3 separate regions of the Mus musculus genome follow, and all the other regions are linked to region 1. The links are chromatin loops, found by intact Hi-C in ENCODE. Cell type or tissue: heart. All regions are shown on one strand.

What was found. A loop is a pair of places that touch in the nucleus more often than their neighbours do. Peaks named below come from ENCODE experiments on the same cell type or tissue, not always from the same donor. Only the 100,000 strongest peaks of a DNase experiment are listed, where the experiment ranks them.
Region 2: a loop joins it to region 1, with 12 times the contacts of the local background. A loop is called at or near these places in 3 of 42 quality-filtered maps.
Region 3: it touches region 1 in a loop (6-fold over the local background); 30 of 42 quality-filtered maps call a loop at or near these places.

Annotation. Positions count from the first base shown.
Region 1 is chr1:180,479,548-180,487,547 of GRCm38, reverse strand. It overlaps Stum (mechanosensory transduction mediator), which reads left to right and starts at 4,044. Exons shown (of 4, transcript NM_001081227.2): 1 at 4,044-4,420. The coding sequence starts at 4,219. In heart, a CTCF peak has its summit at 3,311 (motif pointing right); a DNase peak (open chromatin) is centred at 3,357; H3K4me3 peaks cover 2,167 bases; H3K27me3 peaks cover 7,833 bases.
Region 2 is chr1:180,172,171-180,180,170 of GRCm38, reverse strand. It overlaps Coq8a (coenzyme Q8A), which reads left to right. Exons shown (of 15, transcript NM_023341.3): 3 at 887-1,288; 4 at 1,528-1,594; 5 at 5,846-5,920. Among named protein-coding and RNA genes, the nearest start is that of Coq8a, 20 kb to the left of the region's middle. In heart, a CTCF peak has its summit at 4,849 (motif pointing left); DNase peaks (open chromatin) are centred at 110 and 4,300; H3K27ac peaks cover 439 bases.
Region 3 is chr1:180,429,555-180,437,554 of GRCm38, reverse strand. Stum (mechanosensory transduction mediator) reads left to right here. Exons shown (of 4, transcript NM_001081227.2): 4 at 1-5,182. Among named protein-coding and RNA genes, the nearest start is that of Gm39712, 25 kb to the right of the region's middle. In heart, CTCF peaks have their summits at 3,218 (motif pointing left) and 5,561; DNase peaks (open chromatin) are centred at 3,204 and 5,534; H3K4me3 peaks cover 762 bases; H3K27ac peaks cover 1,170 bases; H3K27me3 peaks cover 6,014 bases.

The DNA.
Region 1 (8,000 bases):
TGTGTCACCACAGGAAGCCGGGGACCACGCAACCCGTGCCAGAGCAGCTGGGGCTAGCTTGCTGCCTCATGAGGTAGGAGAAGGGCTGGGGAGCTGTGTTGGACAGCTCAAGCTGCTGGTCAGGGATGCTGGTTAGGGGCTGAAGGACCCAGTCTCCCAGAGGGGCTGCAGGGCCAGGCTTGAATGTAGCTCACTAATATGCTAGTCTCTGCTGAGCCATCCTCGGTGACTTGCGGGTGCCACCTGGCACCTGTTGTCTCAGAAATCTTTGTTGTTGCTTTCTTTTCTTATTTTTCATTTTATTTTTTTCAGTCAGGGTCTCAGGTATCCCAGGCAGGTCTTGGTCGTTCTGCATCAGAGAAGATAGTCTTGAACTTCTGATCTTCTTTCCCTCAATCTCCCAAGTGCTGGGACTATGGGTATGTGCTACTGTGCTGGGCTTATGTGGTACTGGGGTCAAATCCTAGGCTTTATGCATGCTAAGCAAGCACTCTGCTGAACTATGCTCTCAGTTCTTCATTGCTTCGTTTTATAGGATATTGCTTGTGCCACTGTTGTGTGGTTGTACATGAACCACTGTCTACTGGATTTACAATCTTCCCTAAATGCCCATTTGTACCAAAGGCTTGGTCCCTAACTTGGCACTACAGGGCAGTAATGGTGCCTTTAAGAGGAAGACACTTGTCAGATTTGTTAGGTTATTAGGGGTTATGTTCCCAAAGAGGACTGTGGGACTCCATCCTCTCTGTTCTCTTTAGCCAGTATGCCCCCCACCACAGTCTCCACCACAAGGGGAGATGTCAGGGCCAATGGATCATGGACTGGACCCTCTGAAACCACAGGCCAAAATAACTCTGTTTACAGACTTAGTGCCTCAGGTGTTTTGCTACAGTGATAGGAAACTGACCAACACACCAGCAATGAAGTTAGAATTCTGCAGGCTCCTTATCCATCTCAAAGACTGCTTCCTTGGAAGCTACTACGATCTTGATCTTCAGCCTTTGGGGCGCAGGAGAAGGATGGCAGACACTTCCATGGGCAGGGCCTGGCTAGATGAGCTGTTTTCTCCCCCTGCCAAACAAATTGACTCATTGTTCAGGTTTTCAGTGGTAATTACAGAGACCCTCACACTTAATCACCACCAGGTCTAATCAAGAGAGTTGGTCTCAAGGATGCTTGAGCATTGATTACAGCTTAATAGATTTATTAGGAGCTAAGTGGGCCAGCAAGTAATTGGCTGAGTGAGGCTAGCTTGTTATAGAAAAGGAACAGAAGCTAAAAGCTGGAGGGAAAAAAAATGGGTCAGGGTGTGGCAAGGTGAGACTCCAAGGAGAGTGGGAAGAGGACGACGGGCACGCAGAGTGAAGTGAGCTCGTGGAGCTGTGTGGGCCCTGGGGTAATCAATTACCAGCTAAACGGGGTAACAAGCTGCTTCGTGATCCTCCCGCCATGCCTTCCCTCAGTCACGATGGATGGCGGGTTAGTTTTTTCTTAAACTGTAAGTCAAAATGTGACCTTCGTGCCAGAGTTGCTTTATGTCAGGCGTTTGATCACAGCCAACGGAAAAGAGAGCAATGTGCGCTCAAACACAGCAGCTCCGTTCTGTCTGCTCGTTCTGCCCAATTAGCATCTGGAAGCTGTCTCTCCCATTCTCTGGGCTGGTAGGTCAAGAAGAGTCCTCATCTCACCTCAGTTCCTGTGGGCACGTGACCTGATCCTCACTAGCCGTCCTCCTCACTTGGCTAAGAGGTCTTCTCAGCTGATATAGTCATACTGTTGGTTTTAAAGCCTGGGCTCTCATTCTTCCATTAAGAGGAGGGCTGCTCTGTATTTAAGTCTGGGTGGGTCGCTGGTTGAATGCCTAAGGGAGAAATGCAGAAGGATACTGTGTAACTTTTGGAGAAGTGGCGGTGATACTCATTATGGTTCTGCAGTCTCTACTCTCAGGATGACTCCTCTCAGCAAGTTCTCACTTAGAAACTGGCGGCCATATTTTAATGTAAAAACCTCCAGGTCACGTGGACAATGGAGGTAGCATGAAGGACTACCCCTGGCCAACCAGCTTTCAAACTCTCTCCCTGATGCCACTGACCAGAGAATATTTTTAGAAGTGGATCTTGTGGTCCTCACTGTTCCAGCCACCAGCCATTTGAGTTTCCCAGCTGCAGATCTGCAGACAATGGAGGGAGAAATGCCGCCTCTCTTATGTTCTCACCGTAGAGTATGATCATTCAAAACAACAAAACAAAAACATACAAACCAAAATCCGGCCATGTCAAGCTGATCAATTCGAGGGTCACTTGTTACATTGTAGGAATAAATAGAACACGTATGAGGCCCTATGTCCACTTAAAATGTCAGCGATTCCCAGACAATAAAGTCCTAATTCCTCTGCCCGCCCCCAGCACTAACCTGTTTCCTACCCACCTTAGCAGCTCCAGGCCCAGCTTTACTGCAGGTCTGGATTCCCCCTGCTATCATAGGCTCCCATGTGTTGGCACCCACAATGGCTCTGTCTGGGTGTCACAAAGATAGCCACAGGAAATTGGGGAAATAGAAATCTATTTCCCTCTCTGGGTTCATTTTCCTCAGAGACAAATAATGATAGAGGGAACCCAAAAGAGATCCAGGTATTCTGCGAATTCATAGAATGGAGGTTAGTTTCGGGATCTTTAGATGAAATGTCATTTATGCATATGGGTTTTGGAAAGAGATCACCTGCTCCACATTATCATGGACGATTATGCTTTAATTGCTCCATCTAGAAAACACAGTACTATGTAGTGCTTTGTACAGTTAAGGCAGGCATTGAATGTGGTTAAGAGTTTGGGATGCTGCCCAACAGAGGATGCTGTGATAAACATTTAAAATAAAACATACCTACAAGTAGTTTCTGTTGGCCATTAAATCTTGACCTGCATCACTTTCTGGGAGGGGCTTTAGTGACTGATAACTCCCCTACAGTTGGATGCATGGGAAGGTCCCAGTCCCAGAACCTTCGAACCTTCAGCATATCCCAGCCAATTTGTCACTGGCTCTGCGGTACTATCATTGTAATGACTACAATCCTGCAGGCTACCTTGTAGACTTAAAATATTTATCTATTTAGAAGTGTAGTCTTGCTCAAGTTGGTCTTGAATTTGATAGGAAGAGAGCCTCCTACCTACACCTCTCAAGGATGGGATTGCAGCCATGAAGCACGTGCCCCGCTAGAGGAGGTCATTTTCATCGGAGTAGATGAAGGGTCTTATTGAAAAGACTGAATTAGGCTCTTGGTTTGGACTCTTGCCAAGTCTATTCGCTTATTCCCACCGGTGCATCGTTAACACCAGGGGGCGCTGTGGGCGCACCGCATCTTCACCAGGTAGTCATAACTGGCCCAGATGTCCCGCAGCAGCACACTGGTCAGGGCATGGTTCCCACTACCAGCTCCGTGGCTCCCTCAAGCAAGCATTCCTTTCCATTTTCGTTTCTATGTGTGTGAACTTATACGTGAGACAGTGTGTGTGTGTGTGTGTGTGTGTGTGTGTGTGTGTGTGTGGGCGCGTGAAGGGAACATCTCTTGCAGACATGCATGGGTTTATAAAGCTGTAAGCTATATTTCTCGCTTCCAGTCCTATCAGCATCTGTGACTCGAAACACGTTGCTTTTTCTCCGTGACTCGAAATGCAAAGTGTTTCTAGGTTTCAGGCTTCAAGCGTCCCTAGCCCCCACCTCCCTAGCATTAAATGCACACTCCAGAAGAGAGATTCAACCTTGAGGCTTTTCCAACTGAATCAGCCTAGTGCACGCCCAGCTCTCCAGGACCTTGAGTGAGGTTCTCAGTTCACCTGTGCTAGGAGGGTGAGGCACATCCATCCCTCTGGGTACCTAGACCACCAGCATCCTTGCGCTCTCCTTGCGCTTTCTTCCCTTGCTGGGGTCTCCATTGCTGGTGAACCAAGGGCTTTGCAGAGAGGTGTGGAGGGGGCGGGGAAGGGGCCCGGAGGGGAGGGGCGAGGGAGCGCTGTCACAGAGTGTCACGCTGCCCCTCCCGCCCTCCGCCCGGAGTGGGGGCGTGGAGCGCGGGAGGGCGGGCTTCTCCGCCAGCCTCGCAGCACCCGGAGCGCACTGGCCTCCTGAGAAGGGCGCATAGCGCGCTGCCAGGAGCCCGCAGCCGGCCGCCGTCTGCCCTGGTGCCCCGGGCGGCTGCAGGGTTCCTGGAGAGCGCGTCCAGCCATGGAGCCTTTGCACAAAGACGCCGAGACCGCGGCGGCGGCGGCGGCTGTGGCAGCGGCAGATCCCCGGGGGGCATCGTCGTCCAGCGGGGTGGTCGTGCAGGTTCGCGAGAAGAAGGGGCCCCTGCGCGCCGCCATCCCCTACATGCCCTTCCCGGTGGCTGTCATCTGTCTCTTCCTCAACACTTTCGTGCCGGGATTGGGTAAGAAGTGTGTGTGTGGGCGACCCTTGTGACCCCTTTAACCCCTGCGGTCCCTGCGACCTGGGCTGCCTGATGGAGACCAGGCAGGGCAGAGGTAGGCACTGGCTGAGACCCGTGGATGTGTCCACCAGCTTCAGGCTGTGCTCCCACGGTTGGTATCTAGCAGGTGGCTGAAGCCTGTGGCGTGGGCATCCTAGAGAAGAGGTACCACGCTGGGGGGGTCTCCGACCCACAAGCGAGGTGGCCAGGCAGAGAAGAGCTATGAAATTGACAGAGAATCTTGGAGTCCCAAGCAGGGACCCGACGGCTCACTGGCTCCAGGCTAGGCTACTGTCCAGAAGAGTGGAATCTTGGCCCTTCTTCCCCATCAAGTGCGTCTGTGATCCCTTTACTTCGGGAGGAGAGGAGGCCGAACAGGAAGAACTCAGGGCTGTGATGGGGTTGACCAGGCTCCAGGGAGTCTGGGAAGTCGGTTGAGCTGGGGGAAGGGAGACACACAGTTTCAGGAGACACACTGCATCAGGTCACGCTTTCACGCGGTGCAGAGCCTGTGGAGGTGGCAGTTCTTTAGCCAGAGTCTCTTTTCCTGGTGTCCGCTTTTCTGCCTGACACTTCGCAGTACACCGACGGAAAGGGGTGATTTTATTATTCCGTTTGCATGCATGTGTATTTAGACTGCATGTGACCAGAAGTGAGCCGGTAAGAAAGCGAAGAGTGAGCCTTGATAAGTCTGTATTAGGCTCTGGCTGTCTGGACACACCCCAAAGCCACTGCTGTCCCAAAATAGTGCCTAAGGGTGAATAAAGTTAAAGAATGAGAGCTTTCTTGATCGCCTCTCTCCAGCACCCATCTCTGCCTGCATGCCCTTCCCCCACTTCCAACTTGATCTCCTGCCACGGGTGGACCCTGCACACGAGACGGAGGCGCCCTCCTCGGCAGCGTGCAGGGCTGCAGAAGCAGGCATCCTATGCATTCTTCAGAGAGCCTGCTGCTGCCAGCCAGCTAGTTGCCTGCACATGGTTGCAAAGTTCCCAAAAGCAGAGGTCAACTAGAAGTGGCCTTTCCTTTCACTTTGGCCTTTCTCACGGCCTTGCTCCTGGAGGGCCCAGCGGGGACCTCATCTGTGGTGATTTTGAAGGCCACGCCCACTCAAACTGGACCTGTTGGTTTTGCCTGGACTCTTAAGTCCAGGAGGGATGCTGTGCTGCGGAGTCCCATCTGAGTAGAAAGTCAGAGCCTTTAATTGGGCTTATCCCCTGAGTGAGGTCTCTAGCAGCCTGCCTCACCGTCCAAGTCCTCAGGCAAACTCTAAACTACTGCAGGGTGGCAAGCTGCTGTTAATTTCCATGTGTCAGCAATGTCCACCCACTGGAGTAAAGAGAGAGCACCTGTCTGTCTCCCTGAGAATATCAAGGCCACAAGGCACGCGCGCGGGGTGCATGCTGTTAGAATTATAAGTGTTGAAATAACAACATCCTGACATAGGCTTTGAGGAAACAAAGAATTAGGTGGGCAGGAGAGCACTGAGGCGCTGCTGGAGACAGAAGTGAGCTTGTGGGAAGCCAGCCCCAGGAGGCAGCCAGGGCCACTGGCTCAGGATGCACCAGAGCATGTCCTCCCTGTGAAACACCAGATACCCCGAGCCTGCTGCCATGATCACATCTACTCTGCTTGCCTCTAAAACTTTACCCCACAGACCTAGCGTTCTCTCCTTCACAGCTCCATTTGTAGATCAGAATCCTGTCGGATTCTTTACTGATAAAGTACACACACACACACACACACACACACACACACACACACACACACCCCTTTCTAAGAAACTTGGATAGAAAGAGACAAACTACCCAAGAAATATGAAATGTGGAAAAGTGCTTTTTCAGCTCAGGCATTTTTCAGTACTCACCTCGGTTGCTACTGCATAGTTTCCTGGGGGTGCAGGCCTTGGCACCTACCCACAAGGAGTGGGAGATCCCAGGCTCTTGGTAGGTTGGGCTTCTGATCTGTAAGTCTGGGATGCTTGGTCCTTTAGGAGACTGGGTTGATGGAATGTGAGCTGTCAAAGCACAAGGCTGATCACAGAAAACATGCTAGAAACGGGTCCATGGTGTCCTGCTCCCTGTGACTCTGTCTGTCTTTCTGCCTGTCTCGTCTCTTCTCTCTCTCTCTCTCTCCCATACTTCTTTTTACTTTTTCAGATAAGGTTTTATCATGTATTTCTAGCTATCCTGGTACTTGCTAAGGAGCCCAGTCTGGCCACAAACTCAAAGCAGTACTCCTGCCTCAGCCTTCCCTATGCTGGGATTATATACCACCACGCTCTGCTTTGCCTCGTTTGTCTCGTTCCTGGGTGGGGTAGCTGGCACACTGGCGCCTCTGCTTCTGAGTGCTCCTCATCTCTGTACCTGCAGTGGAGTCCTCCACAGACCACACACCTTGAGAGTATTTTTTCCTTGCTACCTCCACTGCCCTGGCTAGGGACTGGTTTGGGTAGTCCCAGCTCCTGGAAGTCCTCTCTTGGCTCAGGTCTGCATATGCTAATCCTTCTGGCTTGCTCAAAGCTCGAGAGCCATCTGAATATTCAGACTGCTGCTTCTGATCCATCTAGCCATCCACTGGGCCAAAGCAGGCCTCGCCCACCCGCGCCAGGCACTGGGGATGTGCAGATGCATCAAGCAGCCAAGACAGTGCCTGTGTAGGAGAATTAATATAAACGGAATTTGCTCGGTGTTAGGAGGGAAACAGGGACATAGAGTTTTAGCAGTAGTTAATTCTTCCTGGGGTGGGGTTGGTTTGTTAGAGGATTCTTTTGAGAGAGGTAGTTGGAAAATTCATTCCGTGGCTCCATGCATTCCTCCCGCTCCCTACAGCATCCACTCTTTAGAAACTGCTCAGACCACTGACACAAAGAGCCTTTCTTTCTGCTGGAAATTCCCTTTCTTGCAAGTTCCTTCTTTTTCTCTTTTCTTTCTCTTCTTTTATCTTTTCTTCTCTTTCTTTTTCTCTTTCTTCCTTTTTCTTTTTCTTTTTTCTTTTTTTCTTTTTTGCAACAAAGAGGGAAACTGAATGGAAACTACCCACCACCCCATGTTGCTGGGTGTCTCAGGACCATCAGTCTGTGAGACCTGCCCCATCCTTTAAACCCTCCAGGCCTCTCTCCATCATGTGGTGTGTCTTAGTCAGGGTTTGTATTCCTGCACAAAGCATCATGACCAAGAAGCAAGTTGGGGAGGAAAGGGTTTATTCGGCTTATACTTCCACATTGCTGTTCATCACCAAAGGAAGTCAGGACTGGAACTCACACAGGGCAGGGACCTGGAGGCAGAAGCTGATACAGAGGCCATGAAGGGGTGCTGCTTACAGGATTGCTTCCCCTGGTTTGCTCAGCTTGCTTTCTTATAGAAACCAGGACTAGCTCAGGGATGGCACCACCCATAATGGGCCCTCCCACCCTTGATCACTAATTGAGAAAATGCCTTACAGCTGGATCTCATGGAGGCATTTCCTCAAGGGAGGCTCCTTTCTCTGTGAAGACTCCAGCTTGTGTCAAGTTGACACCTAAAACCAGCCAGTACACAGT
Region 2 (8,000 bases), 310 kb after region 1:
GGCATCTCAGGTAGCTGTGCATGGGGCTGCAGGTCTCCCTGTGTTGCTGTATGGCATCCGGACAGCACGTAGGCCATGGCATTTGCTCAGATTTCATTTGGACCAGTGAACATGGCCATAGGCCTGCCCTCCCCCTCTCTCTAGGACACAGTGCTATTTAATTATAGCATTTACCAGCAGTTTCTGTGACCTTGGGTGTAACTCTGTTGCTGTCTGACAGTGGGGGCCCTATTTTCAGATGTAGAAGTCACTGAGAGTGGTTAGGAACTTGTCCAAGTTCATTCCAGGTTAAAAACTAGAAGGAATCTGGGCTTGGAGGTTAAACCTATGATGTACAAAGGAAACATGGGGTGTCCTCTGCCCCCTTTCTCTGTATCTCAGATTGGCAAGGACAGCCAGGCTCTGACCATGTCTGGCAAGAACTGTAGCTGCATGCCGGGTTGATGGTAGGCTTTGTCTGCTGTGAGGTGCTGTGGCTCCGTGCTTCCCACCTGTGCTCTCCTCTCATCACTCGCTGCTCTGTGACTTATGCTTCTGCAGGCTTTCCTCAGCTTTTGTCCTGGTTTCTCTCCTAAAAGCCCCACGTGCTGCTCAGTGCTGGCCCTGCTTTATAGATGAGGAGCCTGTTGCTACAGCCATGTGCATCTTCCCTGGCCCTGGCTGGGCCTACAGTAAGTGCCCAGTAGTGTATAGCATCCTGCCTGAGATCACACAGCAGGCTTCTAGAAGAAGCATGTGAGAGCTATTTGCTGCCTCCTAGCCTTTGAAGTGGACCTCAGGTCTTAGGCAGCATCCTTTGGAGGGTTAGAGAGGGCTGATGGGCAGTCACATGCAAGTACCTCACCAGCCCAGCCCTGCCCCTCACACTGGCCTTTGTCCCCCGCAGGGTCAGGATAAGCATGAAGATTCATATGCCACTGAGAACTTTGAAGATCTGGAAGCCGAAGTTCAGTTCTCAACACCACAGGCAGCTGGAACCTCCCTGGACTTCTCTGCGGCCTCTTCCCTGGACCAGTCACTGTCTCCATCCCACAGTCAGGGACCGGCCCCTGCCTATGCTTCCAGTGGGCCTTTCAGGGAAGCTGGGCTCCCTGGACAGGCCACCTCTCCTATGGGCAGAGTCAATGGAAGGCTCTTTGTAGATCACAGAGACTTGTTCTTGGCCAACGGCATCCAGCGAAGATCCTTCCACCAGGACCAGTCCTCCGTGGGAGGCCTCACGGCTGAAGACATTGAAAAGGCCCGGCAGGCCAAGGCTCGCCCTGAGAGCAAGCCACACAAGCAGATGGTAGGTCTGAGAGGCGTTCTGGCTGGACTTGGGTGGTTTCTATTCCTAGTGGGGCTGGGGCTGGTCCGCATCTCCCCCCAACCTCCCATGCTGTGACTTTAGAAATACCTGGAAGCCTTTTTGTACAGTGCTGCCAGTGGGAGTGGAGAGGGGAGGCACAGACAGCATGAGCCTCAGGCTGTCTTGTCTCATTTGTTAGTTTTGTCAGTCCTATAGGTCTCTCTTGTTTTTCCCTTCAGCTCAGTGAGCGGGCTCGGGAGCGGAAGGTGCCAGTTACCCGGATTGGGCGGTTGGCCAACTTTGGAGGTGAGGTGGTCACGTACCCCGTGCTGCCCCTCCTCTACTGCCCTGCCCTGCCCTGTTTGTCCTGTTCGAGTGGAGGTGGCCAATGTACATTAAGGTGGAAATGGTTGGGAATCCAGCCGTGCCCCAGTACTGGGTGGTATATGGCCATGTTGCCCATGAAGTAGCTGCTGAGTGTTTTCCTGTGGGTGATGACCTCATTACTGGATTCCAGCCTCATCTTGGCTTATCCCTGGGCCTGGTGTGTGGCTGTATCTTGCCATGGGCTACAGCTTGGGCTAGTTGGCTAGTCCTTGGGGCAGTCTTTGCTGGAAGGAGACCGGTCATGAATACAGGTGCCTCACTGGGCCCTTTGGCTCCCTAGATAGAGGGCCTTTTGGTCTGGGACCAGCCATTTGGGGAACCTGTTTACCAGATCCTATAGTCTGACTGCTAGTGTGGTACTGACAGACTCTGGCCCTTTGCTGCCAACAGTTAAAGCTGATTGCTGCAGGCCTGGGCATTTTATTTGTCCTTGCTTTTATGCAAGTAGCCTTTGACCCTACCATACCTGTGCTCTTCTGGAAGGACATTTACATAGTGCATGTGCACACTGCTCGTCTGCGAGGTCCTGTTGCGAGTGCTTGGCCATTTGCTGCAGGGTGCTGTGATGTGGGTTTCTGGAGGTGCAGTTTATGAAGGTTTATCTGTGCTCTGTAGGTTCTCCAGGTTCAGGCAATGTAAACTACAAAAGAATAGCTTTGCTGGCTTGTTTCACATACTGGCCTTGGACCAGTGGTTAGCTAAATAACAGTTCTGGTAGGTTATGACAGTGATGGTCCTGGTGTTGAGTTGGTTAGGGAGGCCCAGGACCTTCTGTCTTCCCTTTCCTGGAAAGTATATCCTCTTGTTTGTCCATCTCTATCAGTTACTTTCTCTGCTCTCTACCATTGCCAAAACCTGTGGCAGAAGCAACAGGCAGTTTCAGAAGGTTCAGGCTGTGGGTCCTGACAGTTTCTGGGCCTGCAGTGAAGCATCTGTCATGGTGCTTGTGTATGTGGTAGCAGATTCTTCATCGAGTGTGAGAGGAACCTGCTGAGAATGGCTGCTGTTCTGTGCAGTTTCAGAGGAGGAGCTGAGCACAGACCTCTGTCTTGTGCAGGGACATCTGAGCTGCCTGTCCTATGAGTAGGCACCTACCTTCCTACATAGACAGCAGAGGACCTGTTAGGTCTTCCCCGGGGAGAAGACACCTCAGGGAGCTTTGTCTCTTTCTTTTTGTTTCTCTCCCTCTTCCTCCTGGGCTGCAGTGCCTGGGGGATGAGGCTGCTATTGGATGCCAGTATTATCTAGAAGTACACTGTTAGTACCCACGCAGAGGACATTAGCCATGTCTGTCTGTCTGCTCTATGTGGACTTTCTTAGCAGAGTGAGTGAGCCATGTGTATTAATTACAGTGGACTTTAGGGCTGAGGATGTGGTTCAGGGAGTGGAGATCTGGCCTAGCACACACACAAGACCCTGGGTCCCTCCTGAGTACAGGTGGGGCCTGGTCTACAGTGCCTGGTTCCTCAGTACTCTTGTCTGGTTGCTTATGCAGAGGCCCTTTCCAGCCACGTGTTGTAAACAAGCCCTGGGATTTCACCATGCAGAGCAGCACCAGCAGGAGTGGTAGCCTGCTGTTCCACTCTCAATGCTACCCAGCCTGCTCATGAAGGCTCCTGTGGTTAAAATCTTTGCTTTCCACCTGTGGTGACTGGTAGGGAGTGGAGTGACTGTTTCTTTGGTGACTTCCAGAGGGACCTGAATGGGGAGGCTAGGTGAGGCTCCTGAGTTACCCAGAATAGGCTCCCAGCCTGGACACAGGCCCGCTGGACCTCTGCTTTGCCTGCGGGAGAGTTCTGTGCCCTGTCACTTCCCTTCCTTGGTGGCAAAACCACTTTTAATGAGAAGTATTAGGAACTTTCTGTGTATGGGCAGTGTGCCGTCACAGGCCAGGAGGAAGGTCAGGCTGCCAACAGTGGTTCTCTCCTCTCAGTGACATGTGGAGATCAAGCCTTCTAGACACAGAACACACACAGTAGAAGAGGCAGTGCTGTGTGAGGTCCTTGGGTGCAGAAGCAAGGTATCTGAAGATGGCAGAAAAATCCCAGCCTGGAATTCCCCTTCCCAGAGTTAGTTATCCCAGGTTTACCTGGTTCTAGGTGAAGCTGAGCTGGGCAGGGGATTCCAAGAATCTCATTATACCAGGCCCATGAAGGGGAGCCAGTTTATTCTGGGTTCATAGAACCGGGGAGATCATGATCACTGGTAGGGTGAGCTTGTTCTTCCCTCCTGGTCTGCCTGCTGCAGGAGCCTGCCCCTCTCTTGGCAGCTCCTAGGTCTGGTGCAGCTACTGATGGAGCCAGAGGCCTCCTTTCTAGAATGTTCCTTCAGGCATTTGTTTAATAACTGTCTCCCCACCCCCGTGGTAGAGTTTGTGCTTTGCCTGGGAGCCCAGAAGCAGGCAGGGACAGTTTGACCCAGCGCTGTGCGGCCGGGGGTAGGTGTAGGGGGCTCTGACTGCTGTGTGTGCGGCTGGATGTCGTCTGCCTTTTCTGTGGGCGTGTCTCTAAGCTGGAAGGACTCCACAGGGACCTTGGTGACTGAATGCTGCCTGTCCTCCTTTCTTTTGCTAAGTTAGATATTGTGTTAGGTAGGGCGAGGAAGACAGTTGGCGGGAAGTTAATGTTTAATTAGGACTCTGGCTCCCAGTGCCCAGTGCCATCCAGACTGGCCTGGGTAGGCGGAGTGTTAAAGGGCTGGTGCCTGCCCCACCAGACATCCACAGTAGCACCCTATCCCAGGGCACCACCAGCATGTCTTGGTTGTCGCTGTGGCTTCTTCCAGTTTGGCTTGTTCTGCCCCATGTGTCCAATGCATGTGCCTTCCCACAGGATTTGAAGACAGTGCACACACCCGAGATGGAAAGTGCTTTCAATTTTTACATTGATTTTTATTTTAACTATGCTGGGCTAAATGCATTAGAATTCACTCTCCATGTTTCTTCTCGCCTGTTTTTTAATGGCCTCCAGAAATCTTAAAAGTCATGCATGTAGTTGACACGAGACTTCCTTTGTCACCATGGGCCTGATTGTTTTGAATAAACAAGCTGTTTTGCTGCCATGTCTTGGACCTGAGAGTGTGGGCACTTGACACCTTTGGTTCTCTTAGTGACCTCTGTGATAGGAACGGCTGGTAAGGTGGGCAAAGTAGAGCATGCACTGCCACCTAGTGGCAAATAAATATAGTATTAAATGTGTAAAAGAATTACCTTTTAATTAAAAAGCATTTAAAAAGTTACTTGAGTGTTGTGTTTTTGGTTTTTGTTTTTGTTTTTGTTTTTTGAGACAAGGTTACCATATATACTCCTGGATATTCTGGAATTTGCTTTGCATCCTTGGGTGGCCTTGAACTATGTTAGACCTCGTGCCTCAGCCTCCAAAATGCTGGGATGACAGCATGTGTGGCCACACACAGCCTAAATTTCTTTCTATACATTTTCAGCAAATCCAGCGTTTTTCTGTAATGCATTGATTATTGTAGAAAGACTGGAGAAGAGTTTCATAGCCCTTGCCCCGTCTCTGAGTGGTATGCCGTCCTGTACAGCCTTTGGGAAGGGAGCTTCCAGGAAGGTGTGGGCCCTGAGCCAGACTCCCAGGCTCTCTGCCTGGCCTCAGCCATACCTCCTGGGAGGGAAGACCCAAGGGCTATTGTTCTCGGTCACTATCAGTGCTGCCAGCATGGGAGTGGGGGGGGGGGTTCTGTTCTGGCCCCAGGGACTTCAGCTGGGACACCCCGTGTTTTTGCTGTTGTTGAACGTCCCAGGTTTTACTGCTACCTGTTGCATATCGATACAGTGATTCAAGACTACTGGATGCTCTTGCAGACTTGAGTGAGTGGCTGTCTTCTATAGTTGTATTTCCAGGAAGTGGTCCACAGACCAGGCTTGCTCTGTCTTCCTATTTGTGCTGGTTCCTTCCAATATGGAGTCTGCCTGTGTTTTCGCGAGTGTGGGTTGTCACAGGTGATGGATGAGAGCTGCGCAAACTCACAGGCAGCACTTGCTCAGAGCTGACTGTCCTACAACCACCAGTGTGTGTTCTTTCCTACTCCCTATTGGGAGTACCCAGCGAATGTTAGTACATTGCAGTGGTACCTGCCTGCTGGTCACCAGGCCTGGTACCTACCTGGGTGGTCCCAGCCACTCAAGCACCTGCTTTCTTACCCTTCCAGGTCTGGCTGTAGGTCTGGGAATTGGGGCGTTGGCTGAAGTTGCCAAGAAGAGTCTGCGTTCTGAGAACTCCACAGGTGAGCAGGGCCCTGTGTACAAAGGGTGGATGATTATGTGAGGTCATCATTGTCATTGTCCGGACCACCCCATGCCCTCCCAGAGCTTCCTCAGGCAGGAGTCCTCCGAAATGTAGTTCCTGTGGATGTAGTTCCTGCGGTTGAGTGATTGGTAGACTGACTTGCTTAGAGAGTTGGAGGATTGGAGAATTGGCGATGGCTCCCGCCTTCAGCCCCAGCTGACCCCCTCCCCCCAGCCCCTCTGGCTCCCTTAGCATGCCCACACTCTTGTTACCACCAGCATGTGCACCTCCATACTTGCTTGCTTGCCCACCATTCGTTCCTGCTCTCCTCTCCTGCCCTGCTCCCGAGGACCTATGAATTGTGATCTGCCGAGGTCAAATGCAAAGCTCCTTTGTCCCCGTGGGTAGGGATATAGGTATGGGGACAGACGTATTGTATCATTCCTTCATTGAACATGGCTCAGAGAGGCTGGGGCCATTCCAGAGACAAAGACCAGACCACCTCTGTTCTCTGCCGCCCAGGATCTGGCCCATCAGCCTTGCCTGGAACACAAGTTCAGTGACCACTTGTGGCTGTACAATCTAGAGAATGTTCTGCATTCAGTCCCCACCAAACCCGAGGGGTTTCCTGATGCTCGGATTCTGGCTGGGGAAGGAGCCGTGTGAGCCCCTCTCTGAGGGTAGATGGCTGGGAGTTTACCCAGCAGAGCCATTAGGGGTTCCTAATCGGTGGATTTTCCAAGTGCATCTGAGGTTCTGGTCCCATACTCTCCTGAAGGTTCCTCACAGCTCTCACACCCATTCACAGGACCTCTTGGTACTCATGGTCTGAGGGGCCTGAGGGGGTGTACCAGCTCTCCAGACAGCACTTCACTCACGGGGTTCTCAGGCTCCAGTCCTAGGATGGACACCTTGTGTGTTCTTGGAAGGGACCAGAGAACAGGGGATTTAGCGTGGGTATTTTTAGTGCTGGTGCTTAAGTACTTTGGGATGTGAAACCCGTGGTTTTTTCTGGTTGAGAAGCTAGCTTTCCCAAGATCCAGCACCTCCTGCCAACCACTTTCCATCCTACCTCGTCTAAGAGGAGAGAGGTCAGCCTACCTTCAAGGGCATAGCTGGTGTCCTTTTTCAGGGACTCTAGAGACTAAGGCTTCGGTTCCTTTAGCCTTGCCAGTAGGTCCTGAGGCATTACAGAGTAAATGGCCTTGGGAGATGTACCTACTCAGGCTCATAATCTGCCTACAGTGCCCTGATCTTTAAGCTGCTGTCCAGGCTAGTAAGCTCTGCCCAGGAGACCCTGTCCTGCATTGGGCATACCACCATATTTCTGGCTTGTCCTGCTTGGTTCGGGCCATTCTGGGTGGGAGACATGTCAGCCTATGAGGATCAGCCCACTGTGGGGTGGAGACGCCCAGAAAAAGCCAGTTGGGTTAGACACCATCTCCAAGTACCAGGAGATGGTGCTCAGCTGAGGTATGGTTTGTGTATAGGTGAGCGACAGTTTCCCCTCCTTTGTCCTAGAATTAGTGGCCTTGCCTGTGTTCACTCCTGTCTTCCTAATCCTGAGTCCCAGGACCTGGGGAGGACAGGGGAGGGCTGCCCCACTCTTGGTGCTGCCTTCTGCTGTTGCCGGGGTCCCTTCTGGGCCCACTTGTCCTGGATTGGTCCTACACCAGGGTTTAAGTAGGTCTTGGAATAGCCTAGACTTCTGTGGACCGACCCTCCTACACTGCATGTCTTGTTCTCTTGTTTGGACCAGGGAGTGAGCCTAAGTCCTCAGTGTGTCTGCCACTGGGTGCTGGCAGTTGAGGGCTCTATAATTCTTCTCCCCATGGTAGCCCCCTTCTCTGGCTTGCCAGAAGCAGGCTGGGCTTTGCCTGATGCAAGGGCAGTTGTTAAGTCCTCTTCCCTTGGCCTTCCAGGCTCGTGGCTATGTACTGAAGGAGCTTCCAGGTGCTGAGGGGCTGGGGAGGACAGGGAGACCTGGTAGCTTAGACCCCTGTTAGTGCTCCTCCCTTGCCACAGGGTGGATTTGGCATGTGGGCAGAAGCAATAGTGCCTTTTGGCCATGCTGATGG
Region 3 (8,000 bases), 50 kb after region 1:
CCAGATGGTTTGTTTTGAGGAAGATGATGGAATCCGTTTGTTACTGTTTCTTGACATCCCAGTGGAGTCTGGGCTTCCCACCCATTGCCAAACACGTGGATATCACTCGAGAATCCTGTGAATAGTCAGATGCACTGGGACTCATGAAATGTAAATAGCCTTGCCCAAGCAAGTCCTGGGGGACGTTGGAGACTGGACTGCATTTGAACCGTGAGACCTGCAGAGTGACATCATCAGGTTGGGGACTTTGACCTGAAGTTCATGTGTGCTGCAAGAAGACGCATCGTGAGGCTGAAGTTGTTGGCGGGGCATGTGCCCCTTTAAGCAGCAAACCTGGGACTGATCAGTACAGAGCCAGATCCTTACTAGGCAGAGCAAACATCAGGAAGTGGGAAGGTACCGATATGAAATTAAGAGAAAGGCCGACTCAAACTGATGGCGTCCGGGTGGCTACTTACATCTCTCTCCATCTTATTCTAACATAGGAAGAACTAACATGTGGGACAGACCCAGGGCTCAGTTCCCGGTCATGCTGGCCTTGAGCCATCAGTGGGTCCCTCATCATCTGCCTGAAACTCTGTCACAGTGTGGCCAGGGCTAAAGAAAGGAGCCGTCCACTTTCTGCCTTGGTGGATGGAGGCTCTTGAAAAGCAGCTCCTGTTTCTCTGGGGTTCCAAGACCCCACCCCACCCCACCCCACCCCACCCCACCCCACCAGCCTTCTTAATTGCAATCTTTAGAAGTCCGACATCATGAAGAGATGGAGTCCCATGATGTACTCATTTCTGGCCCTGACTCTGGGCTGGCTCGCCTGCCCTACCCTGTGTCTATCCATCAGTTTCTTCCAAGGCTGTGTGGGAACGAGTTGTACCTTTGGAACACCTGCCAAGGGGTCTAGTTCTTCCTGTGTTTCTTTCTGTTGCTCTGTTTGTTCTCAGCCCCTGTCTTGGGGTACGGGGCCAGGCTTGGTTCTCTCCACAGCAGATCACTGCTCCCAAGGAGGCTACCTCTGGTAGCAAAGCTGTACCAGAAAGGGGACTGATGGGTCAGTGTGCCCTCCCACGATGTCCGCCCACAGCCCTTCATCCCACAGAGCTAGTGATGACAGGCCTGGCAAGAGCGGCCCCCACAGCGAGGGAGAAGTCTATTTCCCTGGCTTCTGCTGGGGGTGGCTACCGGGGGAGTTGGAAGGAGATGGTAATTTGTATTGCTTGTTTAGTGACATGAACCAGACTCGAGTGGGACTTTCCTGAGTGACAAGTGTCACCATGAGTTCTAGTGTGGGATGGCTTAATACAGGGGCTTGTGAGCTTGGGAAGCTGTTTCCTCCCTAGCACCCCCTCATTCCAGGTGGATGGTGTGGGTAGACTTTAGGAGCCCCCAGAACAGTGAGTCTGAGGGGTGCTACTAGCTCCAAGCATCAGCCCCCTGGGCCAGGCCTGATTAGCATAACCATTCTCAGCCGATAGACAGTGGCTAATTCACTCCTCACAGTCCAAGCAGGCCATTGGTTCTAGGTGACCAGAGTTCATTTACTGAACACCAGCTATCTAGAAAGCAGGGCTTTGGACCCAGAAAGCGCTTAGTGGCACCAGGGCTCCTTAGTGACAAAGCTGCCTGGGTGGCATAGCTCAGGGCTGCTGTCCCAACCTTGGGAAATAACTCAGAAGACCATGCCCTGGCTATGAGTGCCAGGGGCAGACATCACAGGCACACAGAGAAAATCCACAGAGACTGTGGCACTGCCAGGATCTAATGTGGCATTGTTATCAGAGTGGCCATTCCTTCTACCAAACCAGGACCCTGGAGCAAGAGAGAGGACCAGGTAGCCTACTGTCGTAGCTCCATTTCTGTTGCTGTGGTAAAATACCCTGACCAAAAAGCAACATGCACCAGGAAAGAGGAAAGTTGGTTTGTTTGGTTTATAATCTAGCCTATGTACAGTCCATCGTAGGGAGGAGTCATGATGGCAGGAACTAGAAGTGCCTAAGTCACTACATCCACAGTCAACAGCAGAGAAACAAATGCATCCATGCTGTCCATGCTCCCCCACCCCCAACCAGTTTCATGTACTCTTAAAAAGTCCAAGATCCAGCCCACGAAATTCAGGGTGGATCGTCTCACTTCCATTAAACAAATAAGATAATCCTCCACAGGCCAATCTAATCTAAAATAATTCCTCTTTAAGACTTCCCTGGTGATTCTAGGTTTTGTTACGTTAAAACTATTCAACACTGTGTAGTGTATTTTAGGGACCATTGAGGACCCCAGACTGCGGCCAGGAAGCCACTATGAGATGACCCACCCCCCACCCTCAGACTGCCAAATCTTGCCTGGGTCAAGTCTCTGGCTGCCCTGGAGAGAAGCAAAGGAAGTGATGAGGGCACGGTCTACTCCCTGCCTCCGTGGCCCTGACCTGTGTCTAGCCCCAGCGACCCGCCCCCAAAGGGGGCGTGGCCCAGGTGCCGCTCAGCTCAGTTCATCTGCTGTTCTGTGAGCAACCTGTGGGGAGTTTTTGTTAAGCTTTCACAAGGAGACCAGAGGCTTCTCCCTGAGACACATACCTCTCAGAAGTCACAGGGAGGGATGATGAACGTCCTCCGAAGGATGAGAGCAGTATTTCTCCATGGCCCTCCTGAATCCTTGAGCTCACCCGCCCCCCTGGCTTCTGCAGGTCCCGAATGGAAGATGGAAGCAGATGGCAGCTCAAGACAGAGTCGGTGCCCGGAGCTGCCTGGCTCATGGGATCTAGGTCCTACACTCCCTCACAGGACCGAGGCTGCAAATCGTGGGGTGTAGGATGCTGGGGGCTGAGGAGCAGCGGGGAGAACTCAGCTATAGGAGACATAGGAAGCCAATTAGCTACATGGTTAGCACGTCCCCTAGACGGAAAAGGATTAAGATGTGCAAAAGAAAAGCCATCCACACATCGGGTCTAAGGCCAGCATAGAGTGGGCTGAAACCCCAAGACCAGAAAAATCCCCCCAAAGGCCCAAGGGTCCTGAAGCAAGAAAGAGATTGAATGAGTGTTCCTTTGACCTTAAGATTAAAAATGCAAGGCCTTAGTGATGGTAAATGACCTGCATGAAGAAAGCTGGGACTGTCTGTTCTGTGGTTGGAGAGGGCTTGGACTTAGAGAACCAGCTGGCCACTGCATCTCCTACTCCCAGGCAGAAGCGCGTCGGATTGCAGAGCAAGGTTTCCCTCTAGTGGAAGCAGGGAGCCAGGATACCATCTGCCAGCCCTGGGATGAGGTTCACTCCCTGTGCTGTGAGGGAGGCTCTGCAGTTAGCAAGCGTTCTTTCAGTGCTAAAGTGCTCAGGTCCTGAGCTCAGATCAAAGATGCCCTGTAGGTCACATCCCTACAGTATCCAGCCTCCACCAGTGACAGCAAGCTCGGGAAGACCTTTTCTTCACCTACCAGGAGCTCTGTCTCCTGCTAGAGAGTTCTGTGCCCAGGTAGTAGAGGATGTGGAGGTCATCTTGGACAGTGGTATTGTGAAGAGGTCATCTAAGTGGTGAGCAAGGGACTTAGAGTCTTCTTCATCTTTCTTCCTGTTAGTTTCTGAGAGCTGAATGCTCACAGAGGCAGTGTATACTTCCACTCAGAGTATGACCCAGCCTCAATCCCACGATGCACCAGGACACAATGAATCCCAACCAGAGTGGTCCTGTGCATCCCATCAGAGTGACTACAGTCTTGTTACAGCAATGCCCTTCCATTTAACTATCTACAGTATAGAAATCAGGCCAGTCCGTCATTTCCCCCAACCTTGCCAAAGCCAAGAGTCTAGAGAGTCCAAGCCCAGTCAAGCACAGCCCCACTGGGAGAGCCCAGACTCTTCCTGGCAAAAACAAACACTAGTTCGGTATGCCACAACCCCCCAAGGGAGACTAAAGAAATGACTCCACTAAAGTTAAGTCTGGGACCCAGTGAGTCTATGGAGCATTGGTGACTCTTGGTAAGCTATGTCACTGAGAAGCCCCCACCCCAGTGTGGGGACAACTCAAAGCCACAAAACTGCTGTCCTCACCCTGGCCAGTCACCCCTCCTCAACTCCGTCCACTGTGCACACCGGTTGCCCTCTCCTGGGGTCTGTGGGATCAGAATTCCCACTGCATCCCCCTATCCAGAGCTACTGCAGCCCCCCGGCTCCGGATTGGTCTGCTGGTGTGGGGGAGGGGCAGAGACCTCTTCCTGACGCTTTTCTGCGACTCTGGCAGGATTTTTATTTCTGAACGAGTACACTGCCTGCCCCAGCCCAGGAGCCAGCAAGGAGTAGAGGAGGGGGCAAGTTTTAAGCAGAGACAAATGACGTTGGGGCTTGTGAGAATCCCGCGATTTCCTGTGGAGTAGTCGCGGGCTCTTCCCGGGCTGGCTCCCTTGCACCCGGGAGCTCTTTTGTTTTGGAAGATGCTGGCAGCATCACTGTATTAAGAGCAGGCCGCGTTGTGTTGTGGATTACTGTTTTGGTGTTGCCGTTGGCTTTTGTCTGTTAAATTAACTGCTGTACATTTTCTTGTTCTCTGACGACATCGGGGGCTTACTTTTCTCACTCCTTCTCACAGGGACCCCATATGCCCAAGTCCAAGCACAGGTGGGGGGTGGAGGGCGGGTGGGGGGTGGAGGGCGGGCGGGTGGGGGCCCGGGGGTACGGAGGCATTGCCAGCCCATTCTAAAGATTACAAGTGTTCTTGGAGACTGCTCGGACTATCTCAGCCCTTGGAAAGATTCTAGACTTTCCTGGCTTAAACTGAAGCATGGGGCCCAGGTTTGACTTTTGCTTAATTTTCTCAGTGTCCCCAGGCTTGAGTCCCCACCCTTGTTTTGGGGTCCACAGAGCCCCGCAGGGGTAGTGCAGGGCTCCCGCTTCTCCTCCAGCCTTCTGCCAGCTTTGAAGACCTTCCTTCCAGCAATGCTACTGTACACGTGGTGAGGAACGCCACCCGCAACAAAGCTCGTGTACATATCTCCGTGTACATACGGAGTGTACATACATACATACATAATACAGTGTACATACATATAGTGCCCCGTGTTATAAAGATAACAGAGCATGGCATTTCTTTGGCATTCCAATTTTTTTTAACCCTTGGAAATATGGTTTTGGCAATCTTTTATTCTTCTTTTTCCTCTTTTCTATTTAATAAACATCCATGTGACCTTCCTGGTAGCTTCTTGAATTCCTGTGTCTTCCATTTCTGTAATCAGATCTCCAGCTGCCCTGAATGCTTTCGTCTCTCTCTCTCTCTCTCTCTCTCTCTCTCTCTCTCTCCCTACAACCTCACCTGCTGGTCTTTCCATTTGGATGGCCATCTTCCCCTTTCCTTGGGGACCAATCCAACATTTTCTCCGCTCACTGGGTCCCCTGTAGCCAAGGATGTAGACTCTGAACGAAGCACCAGGCCCCGAGGGTGCACAGTGCCCGTTTCCTTCCTGGGAGGTTGGACTGGCTGGCAAAGGAAATGTGTGTGAGATAGATGTTGAAATGATGCTAACCACAAATGAGCACGGGGTATGAGTAGTCAGAACTTAGAGCTGACGGTTGCCACCACGAGGGGATCTTCTGAAATGCAGCGGGGGTGGCAAGGTGCAGTCTACAGCCCAGCCAACATCTTTATTAGCTGATGCGCGGAGACCTGGGGAACCTAACAAATTTACCGATGAAGGGAAAGAAATAGATTACAGATAAACACAGGAGAACGCACAAAACTGTTGTAAAATTTGATAAAATAGACTTCGAACAAAACAACAATCCATCGGGGGAACATTATGATTCTAAATGTATGTGCCCTGAATACAGGTACACACAATCTCATAAAACGCATGCTATTTAGATGGAAAGTCACAGATTAACCTTAGCATGATAGTACTGGGTGACTTCAGTACCACACTCTTACCAATAGGTCATCCCCTCACCACAAAATATACAGAAACATTCAAATTAAATGACATTGTACACCACATGGTCTTAACAGACATCTATAGAGCACTTCATTCAAATGCTGTATAGTACTTACTCGTCTCAGCAGCCCATGGGACATCCTCTCGTACAAGGATACAACATTAAAATAATTTCCATATCCTGGATGAGTACAAGACTGTAAGGCTACAAATCAACAGCCAGAGAAACGCCAGAACACATACCAATTCGTGACGAATCTAGAAAGTTCTGGATAGGCAGAAAAAAAAATCTAACAAGATGGAACCCTTGTGGGTTATGGAAAGATCAGTGCCTGGGGGATAATTAGCCTCTGGGCTTCCCTGTACCCATGGAATATTCTAGAGCAGTGGCTCTCATATGGTGCCTCATGTTAGGGTGACTCTCAACCATAAAATTAATTTCATTGCTGGTTACTTCATAACTGTAATTTTGCTACTGTTATAAATAGTAATATAGGGCTGGTGAGATGGCTCAGCAGGTAAGAGCACCTGACTGCTCTTCCAAAGGTCCTGAGTTCAAATCCCAGCAACCACATGGTGGCTCACAACCATCCGTAATGAGATCTGACTCCCTCTTCTGGTGTGTCTACAGTGTACTTACATATAATAAATAAATACATCTTATAAAAAAAGGTTTTAAAAAAATAAATAGTAATATAAATATCTGATTTTTTTCTGGTGGTTTTAGGTGACCCCTGTGAAAGGGTCACTTGGCCCCCCCAAAGGGGTTGAGACCCACAGGTTGAAAATCACTCTCCTAGGGCATCTCAGGGTTCATGAGCATCAGGTGGGTAGAAAGAATACATCATCTCCTGTCATTGGTTCAGGAGCAGCTGGCTGAAAGACAGAGAGAGATGTGCCTGCAATTTTATCACCAGTGCTGGGGTGATCAGGGACCAGCACTTAGCTCCTCATATGCCAAGGGAAACGTCCAGCCTCTTCCTGTCTATCAGAACAACCCACAGCTCGTGTTAGCTTTCCCATAGCTGGGGGACTAGACCGTCTAATATAACTCAAAGGAAGAAGGATTTGTTTTTCAAATCGTTTCAGGGATTCTAATCTATGTTGGGGACCAGTGGTGAGAGTATTGTAAAGCAGAGAATTTCACATCATAGCAAGAAGGAAGAAGAACAGAGCAGCAATCAGGAGGGGCTGGGGCAAGACTACACCCCTAAGAGCACACACCCAGCGTGGAGGACAGAAGGGAGGACGGAGGACTCCACCTATCATCTATATACGTGCCTGGGGCCAGGTGTGCCCTCTCCTGTGCCTAGCCTTACACGCCCACAGCTTGGCCTTCCCTGTTATATAGAGAGGGAAATGAGAATGTGAGAACGGCCACACTGTGTGTTCTTCACAGTGCTGCTGAGCCAGCCAAGGTGATGGTGAGCCTGCTAGAACCTCAGCTGGGGCCACAGCCCAGCAAGCACTAGAGCTGAGCTGTCTCCAGCTATGGTGGTGTGACCCAGACCTGTAGACCTGGCTCATGGTGGTCATCTGTTCCCTAATGTGAAGCCAATGCAGGCGCTTGAAGTTACGGAATAAGAAACTGCCTGGGCGTGGCTGGAGAGATAGCTGGCTCTTGCAGTGATTATGCACGGCTGTGATCTAAGCTTACAGTACTCTTCCCCCCCCCCCCCAGAGTCATGCACGTGTTTACTTATGTTGTAGTAATAAGTGCTGAAAACAGGAAATAGGTTGGAAGTAACCTTATAAAACAGACATTTGCCATACATGGTAAAAGCAACATACAAATATTGTTTTCTGGGCCAACTGGGTCAGTTGGGGTTAGCTGGTGTCAGTTGGGTCTAAGCGCTGGAACCTGAGGTAACAGACATCCAAGCCTCTGCCTTGAGCCCTTAGGGAATGAGTAGAGAGGGCAGCAGCTGGGCCTTCGGTATTCTTTAAGATCCAAGCCTTTCAGCCAGTATCCAATCAGCCATTCCCACTGTGCTCTCCACAGATCAGGAGCTAAGATGCAGGTCGATTTATAGAGAGGGGTGGGTGTCTCAAACACACACTAGCTACTGACTTCTGGATGTGTCTCTTCATCTCC